Linked DNA regions of Homo sapiens: region 1 is linked to region 2. Evidence: chromatin loops called from intact Hi-C (ENCODE). Cell type or tissue: PC-3. All regions are shown on one strand.

Region 1 (8,000 bases), 110 kb after region 2:
TTTGCCTGCAAGCTCGTTTCAAAATAAAACAGCTGTTATGAAAGCAATTACATATAGGAGTAATAAAAAAAGTTTTTACTTTGGCATACTTTAAAATATTATTGACATAAATGAGTAAATGATAAAGTCAGTAAAATCAATAATGTTCTTACGGTGCCTGACAAGCTCAGGAAATAATGACTTTAGGTAATACTGAAATTGATCAGAGATCGGATTGGGTACTGCAGGTATTTCAAATAATGAAAATGCTTGACCTCCACAGCAAAAATCCAATTCATTTTTCATTCATACATATATGTTAAGAGTAGTAATCACCCACTAGATGCCTTAAAAATATGTATAATCTGACTTGATAATAGGCAAAAGTATTATTTTCAGATTCAGGAAGGCACTCCCCACCATATCCAGTCAGCTTAAACAGACGCTTCTCGGTGTAGTGAGGGCAGGTATAAAAGGTATTTAAAGAATACCTGACCATGGCTCACGCCTGTAATCCCAGCACTTTGGGAGGCCGAGGCGGGCGGATCACGAGGTCAGGAGATGGAGACCGTCCTGGGTAACACGGTGAAACCCCGTCTCTATTAAAAATACAAAAAATTAGCTGGGCGTGGTGGGCACCTGTAGTCCCAGCTACTCGGGAGGCTGAGACAGGAGAATGGCGTGAACCCGGGAGGCGGAGCTTGCAGTGAGCTGAGATCGTGCCACTGCACTCCAGCCTCGGCAACAGAGCGAGACTCCGTCTCAAAAAAAAGAAAAAAAAAAAGAATACCTGACCAACATGGTGAAACCCTGTCTCTACTAAAAATACAAAAAAACTTAGCTGGGCGTGGTGGTGGGCACCTGTAGTCCCAGCTACTCAGGAGGCTGAGGCAGGAGAGTCTCTTGAACCCGGGAGGCGGAGGTTTCAGTGACTCGAGATTGGGCCACTGTACTCCACCCTGGGCGACAGAGAGAGACTCCATTTCAAAATTAAAAAAAAAAAAAAAAGAAAAGAAGAAGAAGACTACCTCCCAGCCAGGCGAGGTGGCTCATGCCTGTAATATCAGCATTTTGGGAGGCTGAGGCGGGCGGATCACCAGACGTCAGAAGTTTGAGACCACCCTGGCCAAGATGATGAAACCCCATCTCTACTAAAAATACAAAAATTAGCCAGGCGTGGGTGCCTGTAATCCCAGCTCTCTGGAGGCTGAGGCAGGAGAATTGCTTGAACCTGGGAGGCGGAGGTTGCAGTGAGCCAAGATCACACCACTGCACTCCAGCCTGGGCAACAGAGTAAGATTCCATCTAAAAAAAAAAAAAAAAACAAAAAAAAAACCTCATCTACTAACGTCTGCAGAATCAAAAAAGGATCTGTCAAAATTAATTAGAAATTAAAGAGATATCTAATTGTCAGTCACTACTCAAGTATAGACTTACATAGTTAATTTATAAAAAGCTGCATAGATTTTATAAAAATCAATAATGTAAAATTTCCCTCAAAACATCACAGCACTTAGAAAACCGAATGTCCTCTTACTCAGAGCATAAGGCTACCTTAAATACTATCATGGTTTCTTCTGACCCCACTTCTAAAATAAGATTTTTAAATAAATAAAAAGAGGCTAATTATTTGTTTAGAATAAATTATTAAAGCGACTTAATAAACATTTATTGGTGGCTCTACAATAAGATCTCTTTCAATGCTTACAACAACTCTATGATGTATGTTTACAGATAAGGAAAACTGAGGAAGAGGAAGTAAAGAAACTTTTAAGTGGTAGAGTCAGGATTCCAACCCAGTTAATATAATTCCACAGCTTTTCTGCTTAACTTTTACACTTTACATTACTTTAAAAAAAAAAAAGTTCCAAAACCACATAAAACATTTGTTATCATCTTTCAAAATATGCTTATTTTTACCTACACGTTTACTGTAAAATTCTTTTTAAGTAGCTAATTGACCAGTGAGTTAAAACTAACAAAAAAAGAACAAGTGCAAAGCTAATCAATCTTATTTTTATTTTTATCAATTCCAAAAATAATTACCTCCAGTTGCTCCTTCTGGGTAAAACCCTTCGTGCTTTTCCCTGAGGCATGGCCGACAAAAGTCATTACTCTAATAATTGGCTGATGCTGTGAAAGCATTTCTGCAATTTCTTGAACACTATCTCGAAATGAAGAGAAGATCATAACTCGGGTCTCATCACGTTTCTTTTCAGTAGTGTTTTCAGCTATATATATATATAAAAACTTTAATTACAACTTTTTACAAAGCATTTAGACAAGAAATAGTTCAAAAGACAAACCTGAAAGTGTTAATGCTAACGAATGATAATTCTTTCAAAAAAATAATTCAGCTGGATGTGGTGGCACACACCTATAGTCCCAGCTACTTGGGAGGCTGAGATGGGGAAATCGCTTGAGCCCAGGAGTTCAAGACCAGCCTGGGCAACATAACATAGCAAGACCCAGTCTCTAATAAACAAACATACAAATAAATAAATAATTTCAAACATCTTGAAATTTTTTAAACTATATTCTCTATTAATTTTAATAATCTTAGCTTATTACCATTGGCTGTCATAAAATAAAATCCTAAACAAATCAAATATGAATTATCTGAATCACTTTTGACTAGTCCTTCAACTCAGGCATAATGGCTATCATTTCCCTTTACCTTCTAAGATGGCCAGAAGCACAGAACTATGCAGCTCCCCCTAATTTCATAAGTCTTCCCTTTCCTTTCTGTTCACTAAAGGAAATGTCTTAATCCAAGCCATGCATTCTGTCCTCAAATCTACTATACTTTCAAATTCTCCAAAGACAACTGCAGAACATACCCTACAGTGAATTCCAAAGCTGCTCCCGATATGTCTGTGCTGGGGGGCGGGTGAGGTAGGGGGGTGGCGGGCAGTAGAATGCACTAATAAGAACATGATCTTTGTGGCTGGGCACTTAATTCTCTGGGTGATTGGTGATCATGGTAGTTATTTAAACTCTTTAAGCTTTAGTTTCTTCATATCTAATATGGATTGATGTATAAATGAAACAGTATATAGTTTTGCACATATAGTAATTGGCTAATTATTGCATACTGTGTGGGGTTTTTGGTTGTTTGTTTTTATTTTTGAGACAGGGTCATGTTTGGTCACCTAGGCTGGAATGCAGTGGCACCATCATGGCTCACTACAGCTTCGACCTCTTGGGCTCAGGTGATCCTCCCACCTCATGCTCTGAGTAGCTGGGACTACAGGCTCATGCCACCATGCCCAGCTACATTTTAAAATTTTTTTGTAGAGACGGGGTTTTGCCATGTTGCCAAGGCTGGTCTCGAACTCCTGGGCTGAAGAGATCTGCCCACCTCAGCCTCCCAAAGTGCTGGGATTACAGGCATGAGCCACGACATCCAACCTCTACTGATTTTTATTATCTTAATCATCATATGTGTTCCAAGGACCGCACTACGCATTTTATGTATGTTAACTCATTTAATCTTCACAACTCCTCTAAGGAATAAATGACTTATTAAATATAAAGTTAATTTACAATACAAAAACAAAACGTAGGACTTGAAGAAGCAGCTGTTCCAAGTAAAATTATTCTAAACAAACTTCTTTTGAATCATCATTGCATCAAGCATCAAGTCTCTGTATGTGACCAGCTCCTGAATGAATTGCTACTTTCATCACAAAACCTGTATCTCCTTCAATCTGTCACAGCCTGCCTTTTTACCCTCATTCCACTAAAGCTCCTTTCAGCAAAATCATCAATAACTTCCATACTGCCAAGTTCAATCGACACTTTTTAGTTTAACACACTTTCCTCTTTCCTTCTGAAATAGTCTCTTTCTTCAGCTTCTCTAACATTTTACTTGTCCAGTTTCCTCCCCAAGCTTTTTTTCCTCCAAACTCTTAACTGTTGATATTCTTCAGGACTCCATTCTGGACCCTCCTCTGTATATCTCTAAACTGTTGTCCTGATAATCACATCTATTCCTGAAACTTTAAATATTACCTTTATGCTGATAACTCCAAAATGTATTCACATATATGTAAATATGTAAAAACAGCAGCAATCATTCTTCTGAGATCCAGATTTGGTTATCTAATGCCTACTTGACACTTAGGTGTCTCAAAAACATCTTAACATGTTTGCTCTTTCTTTTGTTATTCTTTTTTTTAATTGACAAATAAAAGTTGTATATATTTATGTTGTACAATATGTTTTGAGATGTCTATATACATTGTGAAATGGCTAAATCAAGCTAATTAACATACATATTACCTCACATACTTATCTCTATTCTTCATTTTTCACTTTGCTCATGTAATCATTTGCAAACATGTACACATAAATGTATATACCCAGCCATATGATTCCTTTTTTCCTTTTTTTTTTTTTTTTTTTTTTGAGACAGAGTCTCACTCTTTTGCCAGGCTGCAGTGCAGTGGCGCAATCTTGGCTTACCGCAACCTCCGTCTCCCAGGTTCAAGAGATTCTCCTGCCTCAGCCTCCCGAGTAGCTGAGACTACAGGCACATACCACCACACTCAGCTAATTTTTGTATTTTTAGTAGAGACGGGGTTTCACCATGTTGGCCAGGATGGTTTTGATTTCTTGACCTCGTGATCTGCCCACCTCGGCCTCTCACAGTGCTGGGATTACAGGTGTGAGCCACTGCACCTGGCCAATTCCCTTTTTCTTATACCATACGTCTAATCCATCAACAAATACAATAAATAAGTTGGCTCCAATTTGAACATATATCTAGAATCTATCTCCCAGCACCTTGACCACTATTGCCTTGATGAACACCACTATTATGTGTCATCATCCAAGACTATCGTAATACTTTTCTAGGTTATCAATGTCTATGCTCCACAAAACTACCAGAGTGATCCTTAAAATGTCATGTCATTCCACTGCTACAAATACCTCTGTTTGGTTTTGCAAAGCACAAATATTCAGAAATTAAAAACTAAAGTCTGATATTATCTGCATACCTCTCATCTATACCACTTGTAGGCTCAGTCATACTTGTAGCCTCAATCTAACCACACTGGTCTGTTTAATCACACCAAGCACCCTACTGCCACCTCAAGGCCTTTGAATCTGCTATTTTTACTGCTTGGAATTATCTCTCCCCCAGCCTCCAAAACTCACAAGGCTTCCTCCCTTATCTCCATCATCACTTTAAATATCCCTCTACAGAGAAGTCTTCTATAACCATGCTATATAAAACAGCACTCCTCTATAACTCTCTCTCTCCTAATCTACTTTACTCTTTTACTGGTACTATATATTGTTTTACTCTCCACTTCCCTTATATTACCCCATGCTAACTTATATAGTACCTTATTCTTAACATTCCCACCACCACCCTTGCCCTAGCCCTTCCAAAATTTCTCACAGCTTTTTAGTATTCATTATCCAGAGTTAATTAAAAGCCCACCTTCTCCATAAGAAATGTTAGAATAAACTAATAGGTTGAAGGTTTTTCTTTGTTTGTTTTATTTTCGAGATTATTTATTTCAAGTTTTGCTCTTATAGCCCAGGCTGGAGTGCAATGGCACAATCTCGGCTCACTGCAACCTTCACCTCCCAGGTTCAAGCGATTCTCCTACCTCAGCCTCCCAAGTAGCTGGGATTACAAGCATGTGCCACCATGCCTGGCTAATTTTTGCATTTTTAGTAGAGACGGGGTTTTACCATGTTGGTCAGGCTGGTCTTGAACTCCTGACCTCCCGTGATCCTCGGCCTCCCAAAGTGCTGGGATTACAGGTGTGAACCACTGCACCCAGCCATAAGTAAAGTTTTACCTCTTGCAATAACTTTGTCTTGCCTTAAAGCTACTAAATATGACCTACCATTCCATGACTTGAAGTGTTCAATTACAACTTCTTCTAATTTCTTTAACTTTGGATGACTATAAACAAATTTTTTATTTTTATCTCCTGGAACAAAACAAAAATATCAAAATTTTTTTCTGTTTTTTTCCATATTCAATTACACTAATGTATATGAAAGTTATCTTTTCCAATGCATATGTTGGATTTTTTTTTAATTTTTAAAAAACTTAAACCAGAGGTAACATCTAGGTAGCACGTAAGTCTTACTGTAAAATGAACTTTGAACTTTCATAAAAATTTCATTCTGAGAGAACCTAAAGAGGAATCAGTAGCAAAGAAAGCAAAAATACATATCTAACTATAAATCAGGTTTTGATAGTTCTGAGAATTTTTACTACCACTAACAATTACCAACATCTGTTATATGTTTAAAGTTTGTAAACTTGTTTGAAGAAGTTTAAACATTGTTTAAAGCATATAAACTTTAAATTTGAATATATATTAATCTTAAAAAATGAAATATTTACACATTTAACAGATCTGTTGCTACAAAATATAAATAATTGTAGACATTTGCATCAAAGGAGCAAAATTTCAAAATTAACTGTGATTAAGAAACACAACACAATACATAATTTTAAAAGAAAAACCAGACCTTGTTGGATAGCAGAAATACCATTTGCTGAAGTACTACGTGTACGTGCAAACATACACTCTAGATGATTATAGAGTTTCATGAAGTCTTCATTTCGGCCAAGTTCATTTTTTGACCGTGTCATCCCTTCAGAAATTAAGAAAAGGTTTTCAAATAAATAATAATAAAACTGATAAAATGTATTATTTATTAAAAAGAAATTAAACTTTAGCAATGAATGTAAGTTTTTCAAGTGTAAACATGAAAACCAGAAACTTTTTGCAGTTCTACATTCATATATGTATTAATGAATGGTTTCCTTTTCTCCAGGAATTTATTAAAAACAAAGAAACATGGCCATTTGTTAATTATTCCAATGCTTTTTAAAATAAATCATTTTTAAGTAATCCAAACTCTTTAATATGTCTTTTTTTTTTTTTTTTTTAAGACAGTCTCACTCTGTTGCCCAGGCTGAAGTGCAGCAGCATGATCTTGACTCAAGGCAACCTCTGCCTCTCGGGTTCAAGCGATTCTCCCGCCTCAGTCTCCTGAGTAGCTGGGATTACAGGCGTGCACCATCATACCCAGCTAATTTTTGTATTTTTATTAGAGACAGGGTTTCACCATGTTGGCCAGGCTGGTCTTGAACTCCTGACCTCAAGTGATCCACCCACCTCGGCTTCCCAAAGTGCTGGGATTACAGAAATGAGCCACTGTGCCCAGCCCTTCAATATGTCTTTAGCCAAAATAATACATGTCATTATTTCTTTAAATAATTTGATATAATTTACCTTTAGTTCCATCCATAATTCCACAAAGGAAGAAATATAATGATCTCATTCCCATTTGCTGCAATAATTCATAACCATGATATAAACTAATACAAATAGCAAACTCTCCCTCGATTATGCCTTGTTGTATTCCCTAGAAAAACAGCATATGTCAAATTTAACCAGAGAAATAAATGAACATACATGCTCCATGCCCAAGTTGTCAGGCCATAGTCAGTGTAACATTTATAATATAATCCAAATGATCATAATCATCATTCCCTTCTACACTGCTATAACCGATTGGTTATTAAATGTCATCTTATAGGATGTTGCTATGGAAAGGTACCAATGTATTTTGTATGTAAAATCTGCCCCTTTATTTCTTTTTCTTTAATTAAACAGGAAACTTACATTTTAAAAATAATAAGTAAAGGAAAAAAAAATTATATTGTTTTTCTTTACAGGTAAATTAATTGGCAGTATATAGATATATTTGTTCTTTCAAAACTATATAGTAAGCATCTACTACCTGTCAAGCACTGAGCTAGATACAATGGAAATGGGAAATAAGTTAGATATGGCCTATCCTCATGAATGTTACTGGCAAAAGTACAAATATTTAATCAGACTGTTTTAATGCCAACCTTTAATACCAAGTATACGTCCTGTGAAAATATCTGACACTGAGCCCCAGAAACTATTCTAAGCACATTACTTGCACAATTCACTTAATCTTAGTATCTAGCAGGTAGCTATGTTATGCTC
Region 2 (8,000 bases):
ACAAATCAAATTTATTTAGGGTCCTCGAAAATTTTTATGAGTATAAAGGAGTCATGAAACCAAGTGGGTTAAGAATTGCTAACACAGAAGCAGAAAGTCAATCCCTTCCAGGTTAAAGTGTTATAAAAGAAAAAAAAAGAAGAAAAAGCTAAAGCCAAGAAGTCAGTTACTTGGATTCTCATCTCTCTCTCTCCCTATGCCCCCGTACTTCTGTTCAAACCTTGAGTGAGTTTAGAAACATCCAGATAGGTATGGGAAACTCAAGAATATTGAGACTAACATATATTAGAAGAAGGCTGAAAACAAGAATTCTCACATTTTTTTTTTTTTTGCGCCATGGACCACCTTTGGAAGTCTGATAAAAACATATAGATCCATTCTTAGAATGTTTTTATATTCATAAAAGAAAATACACGGAAGTCCAAAAAAAAATATGTTGAGATACATTTCTATTCATATGCCCCCAAAAAAGTCCTGCATATGACTACTTCCAAAATGGCACCAAAAAAATGATGCAATAGCAACTGCAGGCGGCTGTGGATAAATAAGCTTGGAACAACACCCCTGGAACACACCTCTTCCCTATGGCCAGTCCTTTTCAAAATGCACAGGATCCACCTATGTCCCATGGAATGGATACAGAAGTGTAAGAGACTTGGGATTTAAAAAAAAAAAAAAAAGAAGAAGCCATGATGTGGGGATACTTCGACACCTCCAAATAGCTTGGACCATGTACTCTAACAGCCGACTTCAGCATGTCACCACCTGCAGACTTCAGCATATCAGACTTTAGCATATCAGCACCCCCAGTGGGGGATGCTGATAATGGGAGACACTATGCATGTGTGGGGACAGGGGGCATATGGGTAATCTCTGTACTTTCCTCTCAATTTTGCTGTGAACCTAAAACTGCTTTAAAAAAAAATTTTTTTTTAATGTTCAGCGTTGCTCCTGTTGCTCATCCCTGAGTCTATCTAGACATTTGGAATCACAAGACTAGAATAGGTGAATAGGTCTCACTATATAGGTTCTCAAAGCAATCCACAAGTCCAGAGGCTTGTCTTCATTGACCACTCCCATATAATAGCTCAAGTGGAAGAGAATGAGATCTTTATGGGCATGTGCAATCATCATCTTGGATAAGATGCTCCATATTCCAGATAAGAACCAACATTCATGGGCATAACTTCCTGGTCCCCACAAAAGACATTGAGTTATTTAGGAAAGCCCAAAGTTTTGGCTTCACACCAGGAATTTGTAGTTCTTCACAACTAGTCAAGGTAAATTTATCAATCAGGATTATTTTTACTATAAACAACATTGCTAGTTACACAGTTCACATTCTGCCATTTACAGGTTTCTAGGGAAATATAATTAGAAAGTTAATCCAAGGTAAATTTTGTCCACACAGAAAGAGAAAGGGTTTTGCTAACCTTTACACATTCTTTCTATGTACCTTTTCCCAACATTGCATTAAACACCCTTGAAGCCACTAAAAAAGGTGAAAACTCACATCAAGACCAAAAACTAAGACTAATAGATATTTCAATGCTGGATCTGGGATAAACAATACTTAGTATAAGACAGATGGAATTTTTCTGTGAAAAGCACTTACACTCTGCTTCATGAAACACAGATTGCCTGAAAAGGAGTTAGAAAATAATGCATACTTCACTATCTGTTTCTGAAGTCAGGGATATGGTATCTCCATCAACTAGAAATTTAGAATGCTATTCTTCTTTTTAAAAAGGGCCAGTCCATGAGTTGACTGTGTCTCTCCTCCATAATGTTGAGAGACAATTCTCCAGTGATCTTTTGTGTTTCTGTATGTCTCATGAAGAGGCACTGACAGCTTTTGTTCCAGACTATCTTTTCAAGGATGTTTGTATGGAAAACAATCTTAGAAGATAAAAAGTTGAGTCTCCCTCTAAAGCAGAGCGTATATTTGTTTCCTGACCATGATAGTAAATGTGTCTCTAATGAAATATTTTTGTGAAAACTGACCTAATCGAAAAGAGATATCATAGATCTCACTTTTAGGAGCAAGTAAGCTAATAAATAAGCTGATTTGTTTTGCAAATCCCAGAAAGTTTCAGGAATTGGAGGCTCCAGATACATCTGAAGGCAAAGTGTAGAGTTGAGCTTAAAACAGAAGAAATGGTTGAAAGTCTGTATTTAAAAAAAAAAAAATCATTTCTCAGTCCTCTTTCCTTAGCCCAAAATTTGGGGACACCTTTTGCAGCTGATTAATTAAGAGGTGATTAATTGAAAGTCTTTATACTAAAAGGTGACACCCCTAACCCTCTTCCCCAGTTTGTCTCACAGAACACCAGTTAACAGATTTATACTCTGTTTGCCTCTCCTGGTCCTTTCTCTGCCATTCTCTCCCTGGCTCTGAGAAATTGACTTCTGTGGACTGTATCAGCTAGGCTCCCTTAGCCTCTGGCTTGCATTTGGACTCAGCCAATGAGAGCCACCAGCATAAGATTGCAGGGTAAAAGGAGAGATGGGTTGAGCTTTTATTCTCTTTCTCCCCTTCCCTTGCAATTTTTGGCAGTGACTGCACTTCTCTACTTTCAGATACAGCAACTGTTGGACGCCCTCTCACACACAACTACAGATCATTCCAAGTTCCAGTATACTGTTAGGCCTAGGAGAGGTAATGGCTTTCAGCTGTTTTTAGTCCTGGAGTGTTTACCACCTCTTGATTGTTCCTGTTTGTGAAGGTTTAGTAATGTTTCCCTCATTAAACTCTTTTCAAGGAATCCTTTCATTGCTCTTTGCAATTTCCCCTTTGAGTGATCCATCTGTTTCTTTTTTTCTTTTTTCTTTTTTTTTTTTTTTTGAGATGGAGATTTGCTCGTTGTCCAGGCTGGAGTGCAATGGCATGATCTCGGCTCACCACATCCTGTGCCTCCCAGGTTCAAGCAATTCTCCTGCCTCAGCCTCCCGAGTAGCTGGGATTACAGGCATATGCCACCACGCCCAGCTAATTTTGTATTTTTAGTAGAGATGGGGTTTCACCGTTTTGCCCAGGCTGATCTTGAACTCCTGACCTCAGGTGATCTGCCCACCTCAGTCTCCCAAAGTGCTGGGATTACAGGCGTGAGCCACTGTGCCCGGCCAGATCCATCTGTTTCTTATAGGCCCACAAAGTCACATACCCTCTGGCAATTTTGCAGGATGCTTCTACTGGACCACCTGAACAAGCCCAAGAGAAAGGCCTACAGAGGTTTATTTCTAATCAAAAGGGAAAAGCATGAACAAATGCCCATAGGCATGAAGCAGTTAATTGTGTTCCAGGAACTAAGTGCTACTAGGTGTTACATGTGAGGTGGGGAGTGAATGGAGAGTAGGCCCAGAAGAGACAAATGCCAACTCAAAAGAGCATCTTGTAACTCATATCAAGGATCTTGGAGTTTACACCGTAGGCTCTGCAGAGGCACTGAAGGATTTCAAGTTTCAGTTTCAATCAATGCTGGAATAAAAATGAAGGAAAATGTAGGCAAGGCTAGAAGATGGAAGACATAAAGACATGACAGAGACAAACAACTGCAATGGTTTCAGTGAGAAATATTGAAGGCCATGATTCAGACTGTGGTGAAGGAATGGAGGAAATGGACAAAAAATTAGCAGCTATTGGGAGGCAGAATAGGTGAATGAGGGAATAGGGGGGAAACAGTCCCGATTGGCTCTTGGGCCTCTTACTTAGCAATGGATAAACAGCCTTTCACTGAGATAAAGTGTAGAAGATGACAGAATTTAAGAATGAGATTCACTGGCGGAAGGAAGGGGGTGAGGCGGGAACAATGATAAAGAGTTCTATTCTGAAAATGCTGAGCTGGAAATAGCTGTGGGAAATGTGGGTGAAATTGTCCCTGAGGTGCAAGGAAAGAGCTTCCCTTCAACCCACTGGTCAGTGTAGAGGGCATTGAACTCTGAGTTTTCCCCTCCCCCAATGAGGGAAACAAAATACAAATCCACAGCAAAAGAAAAACGTAAACAAACAAACAAACAAAAACAGAGCAAATCTGCCTTTGATCTTAGCATGGTAGTGGGCAACAGCCAAAACCAGAATAAAAGGCTCCCTGTGTAGATACCCATTTGACCACAAGATGGCATCAGAGCTAAGCTGCAGGAGAGCCCTAGTCAGAACCTACCTCAGTGCATCAAAGCCATCGCTTAACTGTTTGTTTTTGTTAGCAAGGAAGGGCTGTTCACTGGCAAAAAAAAAAAAAAAAAATTACTGAAAAGAGACATTTAGAATATTCTAAAACAAATTATACAGACTATACAGTATGCTCTAGGAGCTGGTAATATGGCACGTGATGAGCTGACTAGAGAGTCAAGCAGGTGCCTGTTTAAATTGGACATCAAGGGCTGTGGGATAGCAGGTGTCACATAAGCAGACAACTTCAACATAAACCACAAGGTTGGCCAGTGCGGTGGCTCACACCTGTAACCCCAGCACTTTGGGAGGCTGAGGCAGGCAGATCACTTGAGGTGAGGAGTTCGAGACCAGCCTGGCCAACATGGTGAAACCCTGTCTCTACTAAAAATACAAAAAAAAAAAAATTAGCCAGGTGTGGTGGAGGGCACCTGTAATCCCAGCTACTCGGGAGGCTCAGGCAGGAGAATCACTTGAACCCGGGAGGCAGAAGTTCCAATGACCTGAGATCATGCCACTGCACTCCAGCCTGGGTAAGAGTGAGACTCTGTCTCAAAAATAAAAAAAATAAAACTACAAAGTATGAAAGGTGATCCAGAAGTTAGGTCAATTGGCATAACAATCAGAAACAAGAACAAAAACACTAGCAGGTTTATGTATCACCAGGCATGACCTCAGGCCTCACCCCAGGTGGTTGTTGAAGAGGCCCAGATATTATCCCCAGGTCAAATATTAGATTAGACATGGGCATTCTGCCCTCTTGGCCTATAATAAATACCCCCACAAACACTGCAGTTGAGTCACTCACTGTGAAGCTAGATGAGTTAGCAAGAAAAAAACCATGTCAGTGTTAGCATCTCATTCCTTCTTCCCCAAAATTATATGTCCTAGGAGTCATCTCAGCATGGAGAGGAGATGGAAGCAGCAGGAGTAGAGAGAGACTTACAGTATTTCCCCCAAGATTGGGAAGGGGATATAATATTGAGATTTCTTTGAGAGGCAGGAATCTGCAGGGGCAGAGTAGGCCAATATATTTTCAAAGTAGCCACTACTTAGAGAGAGAGAGAGAGATTTGACATACCACACTCAAAAGTAGGAACTGGGAAAATCAAGCCATCTCCTATGTATCTCCTAATAATTTGAGACTCTTTAATAAAAGAATTCCATTTCTTTGAATTCAAGCTAGCTTCAGTATGCCTTTTGTACCTATTAGTATGAACTTAAATGGGAAAACACAATACACTTTATAAAGTCACATGATATAAATCATAGATGCCCCCACCTCCCCAGCCCACTTCACTTTTAGTTGTAACCAAAATACTAGTTATAATAGGCATTACAGACATAGTTACTATTAATACCACCAGGCCTCCCATATCACCCCAACCTCAGCTCACATGTAATTGAACTATAAATAACTATTTCATCAACTTTCAAGCTGTCTAGGAATGGGCCATATCTCTGAATCATTTATACTCTAATATGTCACATGGCTATCTCTAAACCTTCCAGTTCTATTTGATTAATTATTACTGTCTTCAAGCCCCTCAAGACCTCTTGTCTCTTGATCCTTCTGTAATAATATTCCTAATAGCCTTCTCTTGCCTTTATTTTTATTACCATTCATCCAAAAATTTTTTTAAAAAGTCTATCATTTGAACCACTCACCTAACTATATTTTTATAACTCCTCTGTATTCTTTTCATTCTGCTATATCCATTCCAAAATAACTCTAGGCCTGGATTAATATTTTCCCTTACAAAATTTATTAGAAATAAAAACAATCAATCCTGTAAACTGGTGCAACTACAAATCCCAACTCCAACTTTAGCTCGATTCTCAATATACTATAGCAATCTTTCTGTTTCTCTCAAGACAGTTCTCTCCCATTTTCTAACAACAGCTGTTCCAAAATTTAAATACTCTTTTCACCAAGCAATCATTGTGAGGATTAAACATTTCAATATCTGCTAACTTAATTTTAGCCAATGATCTCTCTTCCTTACATCAGTGACAAAAATATAGGCCATGGAGAAGAGTTTAACATGAAGACGATCCTTACCTAAAAAACTCATGTGTAGGCCGGGCGCAGTGGCTCAAGCCTGTAATCCCAGCACTTTGGGAGGCCAAGGAGGGCGAATCACGAGGTCAGGAGTTTGAGACCAGCCTGGCCAAAATGATGAAACCCGTTTCTACTAAAAATATAAGAAATTAGCCAGGCACAGTGGCAGGTGCCTATAATCCCAGCTAATCAGGAGACTGAGGCAGGATAATCACTGGAACCTGGGAGGTGGAGGTTGCAGTGAGCTGAGATCGTGCCACTGCACTCTAGCCCTGGTGACAGAGTGAGACTCCATCTCAAACAAATAAACAAACAAACAAAACTCATGTGCATCTCTACCAATAGTTCCTCCCAGCTAGTCATTCTAAAAGAAATCTCCCTCCATTTGTAAAGGCTGGCCGAGCACAGTGGCTCACTCCTGTAATCCCAGCACTTTGGGAGGCTGAGGCAGACGGATCACTAGGTCAGGCGTTCGAGACCAGCCTGACCAACGTGGTGAAACCCCGTCTCTACTAAAAATACGAAAAATTAGCCTGGTGTGGTGGCAGGCACCTGTAATCCCAGCTACGCAGGAGGCTAAGGCAGAAGAATCACTTGAACCCAGGAGGCGGAGGTTGCAGTGAGCTGAGACCATGCCACTGCACTCTAGCCTAGGCAACAGAGCGAGACTCTGTCTCAAAAAAAAAAAAAAAAAAAAAAAAAAAAGGCTAACAATTCATTAATCTTTGCTCAAAGAAAAAAAATAATCTCAGCACAAATATTTCCTTAGTCCCAGCTGGTCTAACCTCTTTCTCTCTCCTTCCTTTTACGTATTTCTTGGGGAACAAATATCTTTGTGTTTGTCTCCAGGCACTCACCTCTTGATTATACTCTGATACCATAACCAAGCTTCTGCCCTACAAACCTGTTGTCCCCAAGGCCCCATGATTGCTAAATCCAAAGAGTATACTTTAACCTTTATTACATTTGCCTTTTGGGTAGCATTTGACATTAGAGAAAAAATAATGTTTCTAAATTGCATATCTGTAATAATAATAACAACAACTACCATATACTAAGTACCTAACATGTGCTAAGTGTTTTATACATGTTGCCTTATTTAAGCCTCACAATGATTCCATCTCATTTAATGAGAAAATGGAGGTAAAGTAACTAGCCAATAGATATACAGAGAGTAAGAGAAAGAACTCAGATTTGGAATCCCTTAATGACTCCGTCTCAAATGACTCTAAAATCCATTCCCTTAATGACTACGCTATTTTCAGACCTATGTAGCATGCTGCCTACTGGTCGGTCCCTCTTGGATTACAAAGTAAATTCAAAATGATCAAGCCTAAAACTAAACATATCTTCTCAACCCCCGACAAACCCTTCTTCCAGTATTATCTACTTCTCTAAATGGTACCATTATCCACCAAAATGCCCAAATCAGAAACAAGAAGGCTTTCTTTAAAAATTTCTCTCTTCCAAGTCCTACATCAAATTGATCATTTAATTCCGTCAACTCATTCCCTTAACTTCTCTCCAATCTGCCCATCCCCACTTTCAGAGTTTGGGTTAGGCCCTCATCATGTCTCACCATAACAACTACAAAAATTTCTGAGACAGAATTCTCATCTAGAATGCCATCCACTTCTAATCAATTCTCCACACACTGTCAAAGTGATCATTCTAAAACTCAAATGTTGGTGAGAATGTGAACAACCTGGATCACTCACATACTGCTGCTGGTAGGAATGCAAAATGGTACAGCCACTCTGGAAAATAATT

Evidence for each region. Peaks named below come from ENCODE experiments on the same cell type or tissue, not always from the same donor. Only the 100,000 strongest peaks of a DNase experiment are listed, where the experiment ranks them.
Region 1: a loop joins it to region 2, with 3 times the contacts of the local background. A loop is called at or near these places in 4 of 110 quality-filtered maps.

Annotation. Positions count from the first base shown.
Region 1 is chr14:45,153,306-45,161,305 of GRCh38, reverse strand. FANCM (FA complementation group M) reads right to left here. Exons shown (of 23, transcript NM_020937.4): 6 at 7,254-7,386; 7 at 6,484-6,609; 8 at 5,847-5,933; 9 at 2,026-2,210. Among named protein-coding and RNA genes, the nearest start is that of FANCM, 21 kb to the right of the region's middle. In PC-3, no CTCF peak of the experiment used is centred here; no DNase peak of the experiment used is centred here.
Region 2 is chr14:45,264,849-45,272,848 of GRCh38, reverse strand. LOC107984674 (a long non-coding RNA gene) reads right to left here. Exons shown (of 4, transcript XR_001750746.2): 3 at 4,161-4,220; 4 at 3,140-3,478. Among named protein-coding and RNA genes, the nearest start is that of MIS18BP1, 16 kb to the right of the region's middle. In PC-3, a CTCF peak has its summit at 4,108 (motif pointing right); a DNase peak (open chromatin) is centred at 4,118.